Regions from separate parts of the Homo sapiens genome. Here region 1 is linked to region 2. Evidence: chromatin loops called from intact Hi-C (ENCODE). Cell type or tissue: CD4-positive, alpha-beta T cell. All regions are shown on one strand. Links, peaks and the distances in the headings refer to the core of each region. The heading gives the core; the rest is flanking DNA.

Region 1 (8,336 bases), core at 47-8,046, 47 kb after region 2:
GAGAAGAAATGAGCAGCTGGCTACATAGATGGTATCCAAAAACAGGATTTGGTCTTCTAAACAGGGCTGATGATATTAGAATGATAGGCTTCTGGCAAGAAGAAGAAGGCGTCTCTCAAAAACCAGGATAAACATGTTTGGCAAGAAGCTGTATGATCTGATGAAGAGGACTTCAAAATGAAATTTAGGGCAAGGGGCAGGGAAATGTGCTTATATAATGCTCTGAAGATACTGCCATTCACATTCAGGTCTGCTCTCTGCCATTCTCCCCCTGCTCCGTGCCTGGGAAGTTCACAGTACAGACTGCGTCATGGGGCTCCCATCCCTTTTCTTTGGCTTGTACCAATGAGAGCCACCATGGAGAAACTCTGGGTTCAAGTAACCACACCTTCCTCTTTCCCCTTCAGACCAAGGAGTTGTAACAACTCTGTGTGGTTGCCACTAAAGCTGCTACATTATCCAGCCTCAGTTTCCCCTAATCATCTCTACACTTTGTAAGTAAGATCTTTAAAAACTGCTTCTCAAATTGCCCTTACGTATACCAGCTGTTTCTTCCATGACTCTAACATACAGTTATCTATATGGAGGATGGTGAGTGCAAGGGAAAAGAAGGAAGTGTTTGGGAGGAAGTTTCTGGTGATTTTCTATAACAAGGTGAAAAGGAAACAAGACAGGAGTTGTGCCAGTTGTTGGCAGGAGCACTGATATCTGTGGCTACAGAAGACTGCACGGCCATGAATGTATTTGGATGATGAAATGAAGCAGAACTTTTAATTCAGCTTGTTAAATACAACCCAAGCAGTGAAGCTTGTCACTGCAGGGCAGGAGTTCAAAAGAAACTGATGAATCCTAGGGTTTTGGAATAGCACCGGCTGTCAGAAAGGTGCACACCTATCTTAGTATCCATTTGACTGAGGATGGACTCAGCTAATGAATGAGGAGGGAGAAGGGAGGCGTGAAAGTATGGGACTGTCTATACTAGCGCTTCTCAACTAGGGGCAGTTGTACCCCTCATGAAACATGTGGCAATGTCTGGAGATGTTTTTGGTTATCATTGTTACCAGAAAGGGGTCCTGATCCAGACCCCAAGAGAGGGTTATTGGACCTTGCACAAGAAAGAATTCAGGGCGAGTCCACAGAGTGAAGTGAAAGCAAGGTTTATTAAGAAAGTAAAGGAATAAAAGAATGGCAGACTGGGCGCTGTGACTCACGCCTGTAATCCCAGCACTTTGGGAGGCCGAGGCGGGTGGATCACCTGAGGTCAGGAGTTCGAGACCAGCCTGGCCAACATGGTGAAACCCTGTCTCTACTAAAAATATGAAAATTAGCTGGCCGCAGTGGCGCACGCCTGTAATCCCAGCTACTTGGGAGGCCGAGGCAGGAGAATCGCTTTAACCCAGGAAACAGAGGTTGCGGTGAGCCAAGATCACACCACTGCACTCCAGCCTGGGCAACAGAGCAAGACTCCATTTCAAAAAAAAAAAAAATGGCTACTCTATAGGCAGAGCAGCAGCATGGGCTGCTCAACTGAGTATACTTACAGTTTCTTCTTTATTGTATGCTAAGCAAGGGGTGGATTATTCATGAGTTTTTCAGGAAAGTGGTGGGCAATTCCCAGAACTGGGGGTTCCTCCCCTTTTTAGACCATATAGGGTAACTCTGGATGTTGCCATGATGTTTGTAAACTGTCATGGTGCTGATGAAAGTGTCTTTTAACATGCTAATGTATTAGAATTAGCATATAATGAGCAATGAGAATGACCAGCAGTCACTTTCTTTGGGATCTTGGTTTTGGTGAGTTTTTGCCAGCTTCTTTCTTGCTGTTTTTATCAGCAAGGTCCTTATGACCTGTATTTTGTGCCAACCTCCTATCTCATGCTGTGACTAAGAATGCCTAACCTACTGGGAATGCACCCCAGCAGGTCTCAGCCTTATTTCACCCAGCCCCTATTCAAGATGGAGTCGCTCTGGCTCAAGCACCTCTGACATCATGACTGGTTGGAGATGAAGATGCTTCTGGCATCTAGTGGGTTGACGCTAGGAAGGCTGATAAACGTCCTAAAATGCAGAAGACAGCCCCAAAGAAACTTTCAGCCCCAAATGTCAATAGTGTGGAAGTTGAGAAGCCCTGATCTACGGCCTGGCCAGCCAAGTGGAAGCTGTGGACCATGTGTCTATTATAATGGTTAAGAATGCAGTCTCCGGAATTAGCTAGACCTGAGTTTGAATTCCAGCTAGTGATGTTGGGCAAGTAATCTAACCTCTCTAGGCTTCAGTTTCGTGTTCTTTTCAGCTTTCAAGCAAGATCTATTGAACACCCCCTTATGCCACGTCACACTATGTGGTCAGCAAGTACAAATGATCACAGTAACATTTAAGTTAGCTAGAACTCCCAGGAAACAGGACATTCTGAGTCATGGACATTTCCGGTTGAAAACTAGTGTTCATTCCTGTCTCATAATATATGTAGAAACAATTTTCTTGCTCCCATTCTGTTATTGTTACATATTATGGCTTTTATAAAATTTACTGGATCGTGGGAAACAATTTTCATGTTCCCAGTAGCTGAGGCAGCCACTATATACCATTCAACAGCCAGAGCCTTTTTGTGAGAGTGATTTCTTTGTGTTTTTTAATTTATTATTTTAAAATTAATATTATTTTAATAGAAAGATAATTGTATATGTTTATGGGGTATAATGTGATGTTTTGATATACAATGTGGGATGATTAAATCAATCTAATTAACATATCTATTACCTGACATTATTTTTCATGGTGAGACATTTGAAATTTATTCTCTTAGCAAGTTTGAAATAAACAATATATTGTTAGCTGTAGTCACCCTGCTCTGCAATAGATCTCACAGACTTATGGTCTCTGACGTTAACCAGTATCCCCCTATTTCCTCCCAGCTTCAGTTTCTTATCTTTAAAATGGGGAAAATAACGAGACCCACCTCACAGAGCTGTGGAGCTTATATACATATAAATTGTTTAGCACAGTGCTTGGCACATAGTTAAGTTCTCAAGAAATGGTTACTCCTATTATGGTAATTGTTACCTTCCCAGTACAGATTATAATTCCATTAAAACTAATTTATGAGGCAAGAGGAAAGTTTCCGTGGAGCTGATAGGTTTTGTAATTAGGTAGTTAGATGTGTGTGTTCACTTCACAGAAATTCACTGAGCTTGCAGGATGCAGTGGCTCGTGCCTGTAACTCCAGCACTCTGGGAGGTCAAGATGGGTGAATCGCTTGAGGCCAGGAGTTGGAGATCAGCCTGGGCAACATGGTGAAACCCATCTCTACAAAAAATATACAAAAATTTGACAGGCAAGGTGGAGCGCACCTGTAGTCTCAGCTACTCAGGAGGTTGAGGTGGGAGGATCACTTGAGCTCGGGAGGTTGAAGCTGAAGTGAGTCAAGATGGCATCACTGCACTCCAGCCTGGATGACAGTGAGACCTTGTTGCAAAAATAAATAAATAACTAAGTAAATAGATTGAGCTCTAGCTCTACACTTATGATTTCGGACCTTTTCTGTACATATATTATAACTTTTAAAAAGCTTACTTAAAATGATTAATAGGAGTCTCATTCTGCCTGCCTTCAAAAAGCCCCATGATATTTAATAAATTCTTGACTTTCCTTGCCAGTGATTCAATCTCTCAGAAGTTGAAAGATGCAATGAAGGACAGTTACTCTCCACTGACCAGTTTGCTCTCCACTGACCAAAACTGAGGAACTGGGAAGAAAGATGAGAAATTGACAGCAATGTCATATACAAGGGACCATCATATTATAGTATAGGAAGAAAATGTTTGTTGAAGTGCTAACATCTAATTTAGGTTTTAAGAAAATAGAATTCAAAAAAGTTTGGAGAAAAAATAGCTGTGACCATGTAGTCTGATTTCAAAAAGACCGAGTGACTTAAGAGGAATGGCAGGTTCTAAACAGAAATTCTAACTCTTTAGTCATAAATTATCGTGATAAGAGAGAAAAATGGGAAACAGTGTGTCCATAGAGGGAGCTCCCAGATGATCTCAGGTATTTAAAGGATCTGCGTAGGTGAATGAAGAACACTGAGCTGAGGGCTAACACAGAATGACACAAGTAGGTATTATTCCTGCATGGTAAAGGTCAGAACTAGGCAAGGTTTTGTGAAGCATGCCAACGACAATTGAAAAAGCTTTTTAGCTATGCTTGGTGCTGGAAAGACAAGGAAGCATATGGCCATTTGTCAATTTAGTGTTAACAGCAGCACAAAGAAGGCAGAACAATTCATTTCATAATTTTTTTTAATTTTCTCTATCAAGGAAAATGATTTTCTAATGATAATGGATACCATCATATTGGCTAGGAAAGAATTTGAGCACTAACTAGTTGAATAAATACTAAGAGCCCCCTCCTTGTTTTTCATGGGCTCAAATCTGCTGCTGGATGAAAAATGTGCAGATGTGATTGGGAAACCCTTACCTCAACCTTGGGTGAAAGGGCACAAGAACCTGCCTGAAAGCTGAGAGAAGGACCAGTGTGCTTATTTTTAACGTGGGGAAATACATATTTCAGAATCTGCCACCCTGTGAGCTTGATGCTGATACCCGGGAAAATTCTGGGTTGATTTAATTAAATTAGGTAGTTTATGAATACTTGATGGAATAAAGGAGTGAAAAGCCCTGCACTCAGCCTGATTTTCCAGGGAAAAATGTTATACTAATAATATACTGAGCACCACCTGCCAGCGTGTCTCCAAGCACTCCATTTCTTCAGGCCTCAAAGAATCCTGTGAGGCAGGTCCTGAGACAGTCAAATCCTAGGCAGATAAAAAGGAGTCCCAGAGAATCTCTGACCGGCTTCAAAAGTGTTTACATCAGATGCTTTTGTGCAGATGAGGGCTAGATGCCCAGGGCTTGTCTGTGCATGCACACAGCTGACTAGACCCTGGCGTGTGCACTGGGGGAAGTGGGTGGAGCCACAGGAAATTCACACATTATGCATGGGAAGAGCCTGCTCTCTTCAGCTCCTGCGGTGACCTGGGAATCAATCAGTGAGGTAGAGGGCCTGTTAGCAGGGGTCCATCACACATTGCTGAGATCTTTTTTTTCTTTTCTTTTTTTTTTTGAGATGGAGTTTCGTTCTTGTCACCCGGGCTGGAGTGCAGTGGCGTGATCTCAGCTCACTGCAACCTCCGCCTCCTGGGTTCAAGCGATTCTCCTGCCTCAGCCTCCCAAGTAGCTGGGATTACAGGCGCCTGCCACCATGCCCGGCTAATTTTTTGTATTTTTAGTAGAGACGGGGTTTCGCCATGTTGGGCAGGCTAGTCTCGAATTCCTTACCTCAAGTGATCCGCCCGTCTAGGCCTCCCAAAGTGTTGGGGTTACAGTCGTGAGCCACTGCGCCTGGCCTCTTTTTCATTTTTCACCTTTCACCCAATACAATCCTGCTCTACACACCCTTTGATGTGTCCACGTGCCTAAGTTTTCCTGGTTGTGTGACAAGAAGCCAGGTTTTAGCTGAACTAAGGAGTAAAATTCAGCAACAGTACTACCATTATCTCTATTTCCAGATGAGAAAACAGAGGCACAGGGGAGTCAATGAACTTGCCAGAGGTCACACAGCCAGTGTAACAGAGCCAGAGCTCAACAGGCAGGCTGGCTCTGGAGCTTTTGCTCTTCCCCTTGACTCTGAGAGGCTTTCAGCAAAGCAATGGATAATGAGCATCAACATGCCTTTCATGACAACAGGAGGAAATGCAGTCTGCACAGGCTGCAGTGAGGCACAGTAGCACTCGTTTAAGCAGTCGCAGGAAGAGAAGTTCAAGTGAAGCCTCCCTGCCATTTTGGAAGTCCTGGAACAATACCTTAGGCTGCAGCATTAAATACTGGTGATATGTGAGCACTTTTGACCTATAAAAATGGTAGTTTTACGTGTTCCAGCCTAATACTTTATCCTCTCTTGCCTAATACTTTTTCATATTCTTTTACCTGGACGTGTGTAGTGCTTGTTGGACCATTTTCAGATGTCACATAGCTGGGATTGATACCTAGTGAGATAATTGCAATACAGAAAGGTCATTACAGTTTGGAGAACGGGGATGAAACTATCACAAAATGAATTTTAACAGAAATAAATGTGAAGCTCTGAATTCAGTTTTAAACATTTAGTCTCCACAAGGATAGGGTGAGAGAGACCTGATTAACCAAAGTTCCTGTGAAAGCACAGGATTTTTGGTCTCCACCAGCTTTCTTGAGTCCCCAGGTGCTGAGGTAATTGGGGCGGTCAAGGAATACGGGGCTGGATAAAACAACCTCACGTTGATCATTTAACTCTGTCTAGGGGACCAAAGTGCCAGGGTTGGGGGCAGTCCTCTGACATGCACAAGGTGTTAAAAGAAGGGTGTTTATTGTACACCGAGCAGTGGAGAATTTGGAATTTTTAGCCTGAAGAGGCTTGGGGAAAACTGATAGCAGCCTTCAAGTATTTAAAGGGATACTATTCATAAATCAAGAAACATTTACTGAGTACCTGCCACATGAAAGGAGGAGCACTGTGTGCTGTGAGAGACTGAAAAATGAGAAAGAATGCTATCTGACCTCAAGAAGTTTATTAATAGAGAGGGGTTGTCTGACCCAGAGACAACTAATACAGGGGGTAAATCAACAGTTGCTATAATAGAGACACAAATAAATCATAATCATTAAGTGTTCTTTCCTTTCTTAACAGATATTTGTAGTACAAAGAACTTCAAATATCTGAAAGAAGTAGAGAGAGGTATAAGAGGTGTTAGGAGACTTAAGGAGAAACAGGCTTCTCTGACCTACAGGGAAATTGTTGCCTGTTTAGTCCAGTCTATTTTCCATTAAACATTCTGTCTTGCTCAGCTTCACGAATAAAAACAGGGAAATAAAGCAACTTTCTTTTAATTGTATTTACTACAAGACTTATTTGATGGTAATTTCCTTCAGTACAATTATTTATGGATTTACTTATATTCTGCTTTTCAGCTTCTTTTACTTTTATTTTTTGAGATGGGGTCCCGTTATGTTGCCCAGGCTGGTCTCGAACTCCTGGGCTCAGCAATCCTCCCACCTAGGCCTCCCAAAGTGCTGGGATTACAGGCATGAGCCACTGCGCCTGACCTCAGCCTCTTTTTTTCGGCCTGCATACACATGCACTTACATGCACACACACACACATATGCACACACACACACAGACACACACACACACACACAAGCACAGTGATTCCAACAAGGAGATCTAGTTTTTACTTAAACAAAGGAAGGAGTCACCTCTATAGTGTGATTTGAGGGTTGAGGTACCAAGGAAAGCAGCTACCCCTATCCCAATCTTATAAAACCACTTCTTTTGTCATAGGATCCAACGCTACCATTCATGAATCATCCCTTGAGTGCCCCCTCCTGGCTCCCCAGAGAGTCCTGGGGGGAGTTCCTCTTTGAAGTCTTCACAACCAATTTAAGTTGTGAGCTGCCAGTCTTCTTTGTGACAGCCAAGTGTACCATGAGAGTACCACAGGAGTGTATGGTGGGGGTTGTATTTCAGGAAATAGAAAGGATGAAATATTAGGATCAACTAAGCAGATTTCACCAACCTTACATTTTTTTCCCTGCAGTTAACTCATCATTATCTTCATTCATGTTCTCAAGACAATCCTTAATAAAGTATTAAACAATCATTTGGGGCCGGGCACAGTGGCTCACGCCTGTAATCTCAGCACTTTGGGAGGCCGAGGCGGGCGGATCATGAGGTCAGAATTTCGAGACCAGCCTGGCCAGCATGGTGAAACCCCGCCTCTACCAAAAATACAAAAAATTAGCCAGGCATGGTGGCACACACCTGTAGTCCCAGCTACTCGGGAGGCTGAGGGAGGAGAATTGCCTGAACCCGGCAAGCAGAGGTTGCCGTGAGCTGAGATCATGCCACTGCACTCCAGCCTGGGCAACAGAGCAAGACTCCATCTCAAAAACAAACAAACAAACAACAAAAAAAAAAAACAGAACCAAAAAAAATCATTTGGATTTGAGCTATATTCCATGTTAGTGTTTCCCTAGTATTTACTAGTGGTTCTAAAAGAAAGTGTGCATTCCTTGGGCTCAACAGATGGTAGAAAGAGATGGCTGGAAAGTTGATGAGAAACCAAAAACGAGCATTTTGCATGGGAAAATCCAAAATCTCCACAAGGACCTAGTCTGATTGCTTATGATAAAGTTCTAGCACTGGTCCACCAATGAATCACAATGAAAATTTCCAGTAATTTTGAATTTGCCAGGCTATTGCCTACTGATTTTATAACATCTGTTAACATGTTCAGGTACT
Region 2 (8,336 bases), core at 302-8,301:
TTCTAACTATTTTATATTAATAATTACTGGGTAACTTCTCCACTGTTGTTGTTCTTTATATATCATAGTTATTATCCTCCATAATAATAGGTTTAATGATTTCATAACATTTGTCTCCCTCCCTGTGAGATTTCCTTGTTACACCGTCTTGAACAGTTTGCAAAGCTTGCTATGATGTTCTTCTAGTTTATATTAAAATATTGAGGGCATGTTATATACCAGGCACATCACAGGTGCTGATGATTCAATGGCCAATAAGTCAGATTACCTGCCTTTGAAAAGCTCATAACCTAGGAGAGAAGTGAGAGAAATAAATATGCCAGTATAGTGCAGTGATATCAGTGTTATGATGGAGGCCGGTACAAGGGGTTATGGGACCATTTAGAAAGCTCCTAGCTTAGGGGAATCATGTTAAATTGACCCTTCCCAAAAGCCTTGCATGTTGGTATTGTAAGCCACAACCTAAGGAGGACAGGGGTGAGGGAAATCATTGAAATTGTCTTCGGGTGTTTCTATTCACTTTCCAAATCCTCCTTTCTTTACCAATTTCATAACTTTTAAATGTAAAAAGCTAAAAAAAATTACCTGTGCCCCGGTCCCTTTAATTTCATGCAAGAATCCACATATATCAGAGGCACATTTTTGTTTATTTTGGCTGCATCATTCATTCTGACATGATTCAGAAAGATAGGCAGCTGGTTTGGATCCCCCTGTGAGTTCCCACTCAAATATCGGTTATCTGCTCTGGGAAGAGAGCAGAACTTGCAGTGGCATTGTCAGGTCTACAGCCCAGATCAGCATACATGGCCTCTGGATCTTCCCATTGCCTGTGAATCTTTCCCAATTTGAGTCCTGGTTTGTGGCTTCCTCCTTTTTTTGTTTATGCTATGGTGTTAGCTAGGCTGCATTTCGCCTCATGTAGACCATTTTTAAAAATCAATGGCTGATAATACTGTTATCTGTGGTTATACAGCTGATACCAGCATTAAGGACCAAGGTGTCTGTACTAGTGTTTGTATTGCAGGAGGTGGAGAGCGAACAATACCATGAAAAGCAACAAGTTCCTGTGTGCTGCTATATTTGGATAAGAGAGGAAGAATGAGATGGAGGGACTTGTTACATACACTACCCTTAGATAATTTCCCCTTTTAATAGTCAAAATTATTGTGTGAATATTTCACATATTGACTGTGCCTTTCCTCTGAGAAGCTGGAGAACAAAGCTCCTTCCACAATCCCCTCTGTGCTTTGATTCCAGAGGCCATCTCTTAGTATCACCATCTCTTTGAGGGGCAAACCTCCAAAAGATAGACTGTCCAATAGAAGAGTAAACCTGATAAAAATTCTCTTGTCCTTTGTACTAGAAAATAATTTTAGCATCACACTCTGTCCATCTGGACATCATTAATATCGTCAACCACTCCCTCCAATAGCCTTTAATGTCTAAATAATTACTCCCTGTGGCCACAATCCGACATGATGTCACTCCCCTCCTGATTTGCATTTCATAGATAACAGACAGCTTGGGAATTACAGGAGCCTTTGTGAGCTGTGCTGAAAGCCTAACACTCCCACCATCACCTCAATCACATGATGTCCCCTCCTCTAAATCTGTCACCTAAATCTCTAAAACTGCACAACCTTCCCCCACTCAATTACCCTGTTCCTTCTGTTACACTATCATTGGCTCTGTCTATACGGAGCTCAACATCCTGACTGATAACTGGAAACAAAGTTGACTAATCAAGACATTTCAGTGCTTTGCTTAACGTGAATATCCTTGACTGGAATTTTGGCTTTTCATTGCTGAGTGTGAAAATCACCCCTGCCCCCACCCCAGTATATTAATCACTTTTCCATTTTGTAGCCTCTCCCCTTCATATAGCTGCCCTCCCTGGGTAAGCCTAATGCCCAGGCATTAGTGCCAAGTTTGCTTCCCTAGGTCTCCTCAGGATTTCTCTTCCCAGTCATTCTTTTAAACCTTCCCCTCCGGCCTCCCCCAACCCCCCCACCCCCCATATAACCCAGACCTGGACAAGCAGAAATGCTTTTCATGGAGCCAGGTAAGAATCAGGCCAAGGTGTGGGCTATGAAGAAATAGAATGTTGTTCTTTTTTAAAAAATTTACTGGTTTTTATGTTTTACCTTTCTTTACATTTTTTTGTCTTTAATTTCTCCTTTTCTTTCCCATCACCACTCAATTCCCCTTCTTGCTGTCCTCTTAACCACCTCTTGGCTTCCTTATTCCCAGTTCGTTATTTTTCTTTTCCGTGTTTAGGTTTGGTCTTTGTCTACACAATACCAAACATCTGGATCTATAGTAAAAACGTGCTGTCAAATACTCAGATGTTTGGAAATATCTGGGTATTTTGGCACTTAACAGCAGCAACAGCTGGATAATGGAATTAATTTTTCACTTTTCAGTCATCTCTTGACATGGGATGGACAGAGTCTTATCAGCCACAATCTAAACACGGGCCATTATCTGCTAGCAATTCTTTTATCCTCTCACATGGGAAATTATTTCTGTCAATCACTTTATTGTCAAAGAAAAGAGGAAGGAATGTGTGTCTTCCTGGGCCCGCAGTACATCCGCCCTCTCTGCCTCAGCTCTTTTCTTACTGAAAGAGCTCCCAGGAACTGACAATTTCTTTAGCCTTTCCCACCCCAGAGGCAAGGAGAAAGAACAAGGCATATGAAACAGTTTTCTCCATTGAAGTCTGGAGAATTTGACAAGAACTTGTTTCTTATTAGAAACGCTCTGTCTGGTTTGAGATCTTGTTTTCCCCTCATTCTCTCCTATAGTCTTTGTTGCTCTATTTATAACAGCAAACAAAATAACGGCAATTTATTATTCCTGTCCACTGCTGTCCACAAAGGGCCGGCGTTATCTGTTGGTGTTTTTCTCAGGTAGCTCAGACTAACACTGCTGCGCCCCACTGGGGCCTTCGGTGGAGGGACGCTCTCCCGAGACTGCCGCAGACAGCGAGGTGTCATCATTATCGCCGGTTACGTCCGACAGCCTCCGAGTGACTTCCAAGGTCCCGTGGCCGCGATCCCACCTGCGGCGTCCGCGTCCGCCCGCTCTCCCTGAGGTCTGCACCCTGAGAGGAGGGGCGAGCGAGCCAACTTGGGGCAGGGATCACCGTGTCCACAGGCGCCCACTGGTGTGGCGTCCTGAGAGTGCGTGCGTGAGCGAGCGAGCGGCTTATCCTAGACTGAAGACCCAGGGAAACAGATCTGTGTGGAGGATGTTTCTGTTTTCAGCAGAACAGACGCAGCCCCCGAGTCAGTGCCGTCAGAAGACACGTCAGTCAATTCAGTGGAAAACACTTCCAGTGTGAGGCGTTCGCCGGCGCCCCTTAGACGCGGCCGGGTCTGAGGCGCCTGCCGAGCGAGGTGGCGCGGCCCGGGAGCTGTGGTCGAAGCCCCTGGGCCTGGCGTGTAGGCTGCGCGGGCGGCGGCGGGCTGGGGGCGGGGCTCTCCGCCCTCCGCGCGGGTCCGCCTGGCCCCTCCCCCGCCCACCCCGCGCCCGTCCCGCCTCCCCCACCTTCTCCCAGAGGAGGTGACAGACGGGCCTGTAATTTGGTTCCATTCGCTCGACTGGAGCAACACCTGCCCCCCTCCCCTGGGACGCGAGGGTCTCATCCCAAACCAGACAAGAAGCCAAAGACAAATCCCAGCCCACATGCAGATCCGACGCGGAAAGGAGCGCGGCCTGCGAGGCAGACGCTGCCCACCACACACCGAGCCCATCCAGGGACACCCGAACTTCACATTAAACATCACCCACAACTTTCAGTCTCAGATTTACACTTTTTTAAAAAATCAAGAGTTAGCTACTATTGCAGCAAGTGATAGTTTCTTCCACTCACACCACCTCACAATAACACCAAGTGCCTGGCGTTAGGCTGTGTTGACAGCGAGGTTAGGAACCAGAGCCAGGTATAAAGAACAAGGCGATGGAGGTGTGCGGCTGCGTAGACGTCTGCCGGCCGAAGATGGGTGTGCGACCCCGGAGGGGATCACTTTCTTTGTGTAAGGCCTTTAGTGCCCATATCTAGCCTAAATTAAGAAGGACACTCATTTCCTTCTCCATTTAGTGGGCGTTGTGCAAGGGCACTAACCACTAAGCCTTTCTGAATATTTCCCAAAGTCTAAGCATCCTCGTCAGGATCCTCTGGTGAGAGTGACTCATCGGGATCTCCTCCCCCAGGCTTGATCCAGAGCTTATATAAGGCATGATGTCAGCACAGAGCCTTCTCCAGACACACGCAGAACCAGCCCACACGGAGGCCTCCCTCACCTGCTGCTTTGCAGTCCCTTTGAAGTTTCGGACTCTCCGAGTGGCACCAGAGGACAAGTCCACTGAGCAGGGCCCATTTCTAGTCCAGGGCCTACGCCGCTTAAGGGAAAACCTGTTCTCACTTTCAGTTGCTGTCGTGTATTTTTATTTATTTTCACAACAAAGGAAACGTATTTTTTTTCCTTTTATCAAAGTATTTGCTTTTTAATTGTATTGCCCTAAAGACTCATTTTCCCATTTCAATCCTAACTAGCAATGTGACCTAGGGCATATCACCTAACTTCGTGTCTCAGTGTCTTCATCTATAATTTAGGAATAATAACACCTTCTACTTCACTGAATTTTTAGAGAATTAAATGAGGTAATAATGGACAGTGCCTCGCACAGGGTGAATGCTATGCCTATGCAGTTTTTGCTGATGCTATTAGTCCCTAGGCCGCAGCCCAGGGTAGACAGTGTGGGGTCTATGTGTGGAAGGAGCACAGGATTGGTGTGAAAGGCTTCTAGGTGGCTCCGCCCTGCAGGATGTTGAGACTGTGAGCAAGTCACTTAACCACTCAGGTCAGCTGAGCCCTCTCTACCAGGGGCCTGAGGGACTCACAGACACAGAATATGCAACAGACCTCAAAGAGAGGCCCTGGCCTGTTGTAAATGACCCTCAGGCTCCAGGCTGCTGCTGCCAGGGAAGTCTAGGAGGTCCTCACTCCAAAGTTCCCTCCTGAGTTTAGTGCCTGGCCAATGGCTGAAAGAGTCCACCCGATTTTTATTTAATCTTTAAAATCTGCCTAAATTGGAATCTGGCAGCATATCCACTCTAACATGTTCCAGCAGTCCCTGATAGCTTCCCCTTTACCTGTGGCTGTATTTAGCCAGCCCCCCGCTGTCAGCTACCCCAGTACACCCCGCAGGGCAACTTTGGGCCATGGATAGGCTTCTGTGCTCAATTCTCCATCTCCTACTAACTGGCTGTGGCCTTGAACCAGTTACTTAATTCTGTGCCTCAGTTTTTCCACCTGTAAAATAGGGAAAATATAGTACCTAGCCAGTAGCATTGTTAGGAGAATTAATTAAGTTAACTCATGTTAAGTACTTAGAACATGTCTTGTGCTTATAAAGAGCTCAATAGCACTCACTATATTAGCATTTATGGCAGGAAACCTTTTTAACAATGAATTAAACAGTTTAATTATTCTTGAGATAATGGAGAGAGAAATTGTTGGAATTTCCTGCTTCATTTCAGTAAGTATTTCCAGGTCAGGAGGGAGTTCTTCATCTCCTTGCTGATCATTCCAGCAATATATCAGAAAAAGGGAAGATTTCAGGGGCTTCTTGAATCAGGAGAAAGGTGGTGTGATTGGTAGATATGTATATGGGGGCGGGTCCTCTTAGGATTCCCTGGGGTTAGGATGGAATAACTGAAAATAAAAGGCCACTGGAGTCAGTCTGCCAAGAGGGACAGAGGATCATTGACCAAAGACAAAGAAAAAAACTTTCTCCAGAGATGACTCTGTGGAGCAATACCTGGTGCATTCACAAAAAGTAACCAGGGCTGGAGATGGTTCTCTGAGTGGCATGAGGTGACTTGTGCTAAAGGGTGGAGCTCTGTGAAAGAGGGTGGTGGCCTTAGTTTAAGCGGGAGTCGACTTCCTGGTGAGTAAAAATCAACTGGCACAAATTTTCTGAGCAACTACATTTTAAAAAACGCTCTTATGGAAAACTGTTAAAACATCTCCAAAAGCCAAGAGAATAGTGAAATGGATTCAAATATACACAACACCAATAAGTACATTTCATTTATTTTCTTATCCTGTCTTTCTCACTACCCCTTAAGACTTTTTGAAGCAAATCCCAAACATCACATCATTTCATCCATGAAGACATCAGTAAGTATCTCTTAAAAGATAAGGACTCTTTTTTCTTTTAACAACAAATATACCATTATCACAGTAAAACGAACAGTATTTCCTGAAAATCATCTGTGAGCACTTGCATATTTGAGGGGACTTTCACAGCTGATCTAACCCACCTTCCCTGATGACTTTTCCTTCTATCTTAAAAATGTACCCCTTGTCTGGCTGGGCGCGGTGGCTCACGCCTGTAATCCCAGCACTTTGAAAGGCCTAGGGGGGGGCGGATCACCTGAGGTCAGGAGTTCAAGACCAGCCTGGCCAACATGGTGAAACCCCGTCTCTACAAAAAATACAAAAAATTAGCTGGGCATGGTGGTACATGCCTGTAATCCCAGCTACTCGGGAGGCTGAGCCAGAAGAATTGCCTGAACCTGGGAGGTGGAGGTTGCAGTGAGCCAAGATTGCGCCACTGCACCACTGCAGCCTGGGCCACAGAGCGAGACTTGGTCTCAAAAAAAAAAAAAAAAATTTACCCCTTGTCGTCCTTAACTTTGGCAATTGCTCGTACACACACATTGGATGTGAGTGCCCGCTCATCCCCCTCTGCCTGACCTATCATGGGTGAGCAGGCCTGAAAACTGGCCCTCTGCTTCTAGACCTATCTTTAAAAATTAGCTTTGACAGAGTCTGTGCTTCTGACCAGTCTGCTATAGTGCTTATCACAGCATTCGTGCTATGGGAAAAACCAAGGTAAAAGAGAAAAGGCATAGACTGGGCCTTTATCATGAGTCGAGTGGGGCTTTCAGACCTGTAGATAACTCTACAGGTGTGCATGTGTGGTGTATTCCATGGATGACTATTAATTTACCTATGCTTCCTGTCTTAGAAGATGGGGATGATTTCTGGCTGACTGTTGAGTTAGTAATGTATCATATGCAGATGGATATAGTTGGTGGAAACCACAAATCATTACTATATTAAAGAATTAAAGCTGATTTTAGCTTATCCTATGTTAATTCCTGTGCATATTATAAATACAAAGGTAATGAAAATAGCTCACATTTATTGAGCACTTCCCATGTATTCCTATTCTGATAAGCACTATACATTATCCCATGGAAACCTCATGACATGCATTTGAGATTGGTACATACGTTGTCCCATCTTATGGATGAAAATGGAGGCTTGAGGAGATATAGTAACATGTTCAATGTCATACACTTAGAATAATTGGAGCCAGGGCCCGAACTTGGCTCCAGAGTCTTGGGTCTCAAACACAGAGATGGGAGAAACAGGTAAATTCAGTTAAAACGATGTATGTATGTGGGACTCAGAGAACAGAGCAGCTAATGCTTCTGAAAGAAACGGAAAGCTTTGTAATGATACGTGTGGTTACGTGTGGTCTGAGTTGGGTCACAGTGGAATCATCGGAATTTTCTGGGTAAAAAATGAGGTTAGGGGAGAGCATTGTGAGTAAAGGGGAAGTAAATACAAAGGCCCAGGTCGTAAAAGAAAAAGACTTGGCCTCTCTGGGGAAGTGAGGAAACCGAGTTTGCAGGAATATTTAATCTCTGGAGAGTGGCTGAAAATGGCACTAGTGAGGGTCTGGAACAAGACTGTGAAACATTTCTATGCCTAGATTGGGAACTTGAATTTTATTAAAAAATAAAATGGACATTCACGAAGGAGGATGGCACGCTAATTTTTAAAGATAGGTCTAGAAGCAGCGTGAGAATGGGCTGGAAGGTGCAGAGGAGTGTGGATGGAGCCAGCCTCACCCATGTGGTAGTGAATGACGGTGCCCTGGTGGGGGAGTTGTCACAGGGCCACCATTATCCTATAGTGTTTTCTTGCAAAGTAGAAAAATGCTCCCCTTCCTCCAGGTAGTCCAACTTCAAGCCAAGGCACATGCTTGACTTGGCATACAGAGCACAGGCTTGGTTTTGGCCTCCACTGGTCCCATTGGTTGGGCAGCTGTGTGTACTGCAGACGCAGCACTCCTTAGGCATTACATGAGCTGAAGCTTTCCCTAGGCACATGGATGGAAAGATGCAGTGCAGGCACCAAGGGGGGTGGTGTGTGAGTGGCACAGCTACCCCTCTATCAAAGGACAACTCTAGAGGATGATGGGTAGGGGCAGGCACTTTGATAAACTGATAAACATGGCTTCATGGCCCTAAG

The links. Peaks named below come from ENCODE experiments on the same cell type or tissue, not always from the same donor. Only the 100,000 strongest peaks of a DNase experiment are listed, where the experiment ranks them.
Region 1: it touches region 2 in a loop (5-fold over the local background); 4 of 110 quality-filtered maps call a loop at or near these places.

What each region holds. Positions count from the first base shown.
Region 1 is chr1:115,872,748-115,881,083 of GRCh38, forward strand. No RefSeq gene overlaps it. Among named protein-coding and RNA genes, the nearest start is that of NHLH2, 36 kb to the left of the region's middle. RefSeq lists an enhancer at 7,154-7,693. In CD4-positive, alpha-beta T cell, for the core only: no CTCF peak of the experiment used is centred there; no DNase peak of the experiment used is centred there; H3K27me3 peaks cover 335 bases.
Region 2 is chr1:115,825,259-115,833,594 of GRCh38, forward strand. It overlaps a transcript of NHLH2 not described here. Among named protein-coding and RNA genes, the nearest start is that of NHLH2, 12 kb to the right of the region's middle. In CD4-positive, alpha-beta T cell, for the core only: no CTCF peak of the experiment used is centred there; a DNase peak (open chromatin) is centred at 4,183; H3K4me3 peaks cover 545 bases; H3K27me3 peaks cover 3,585 bases.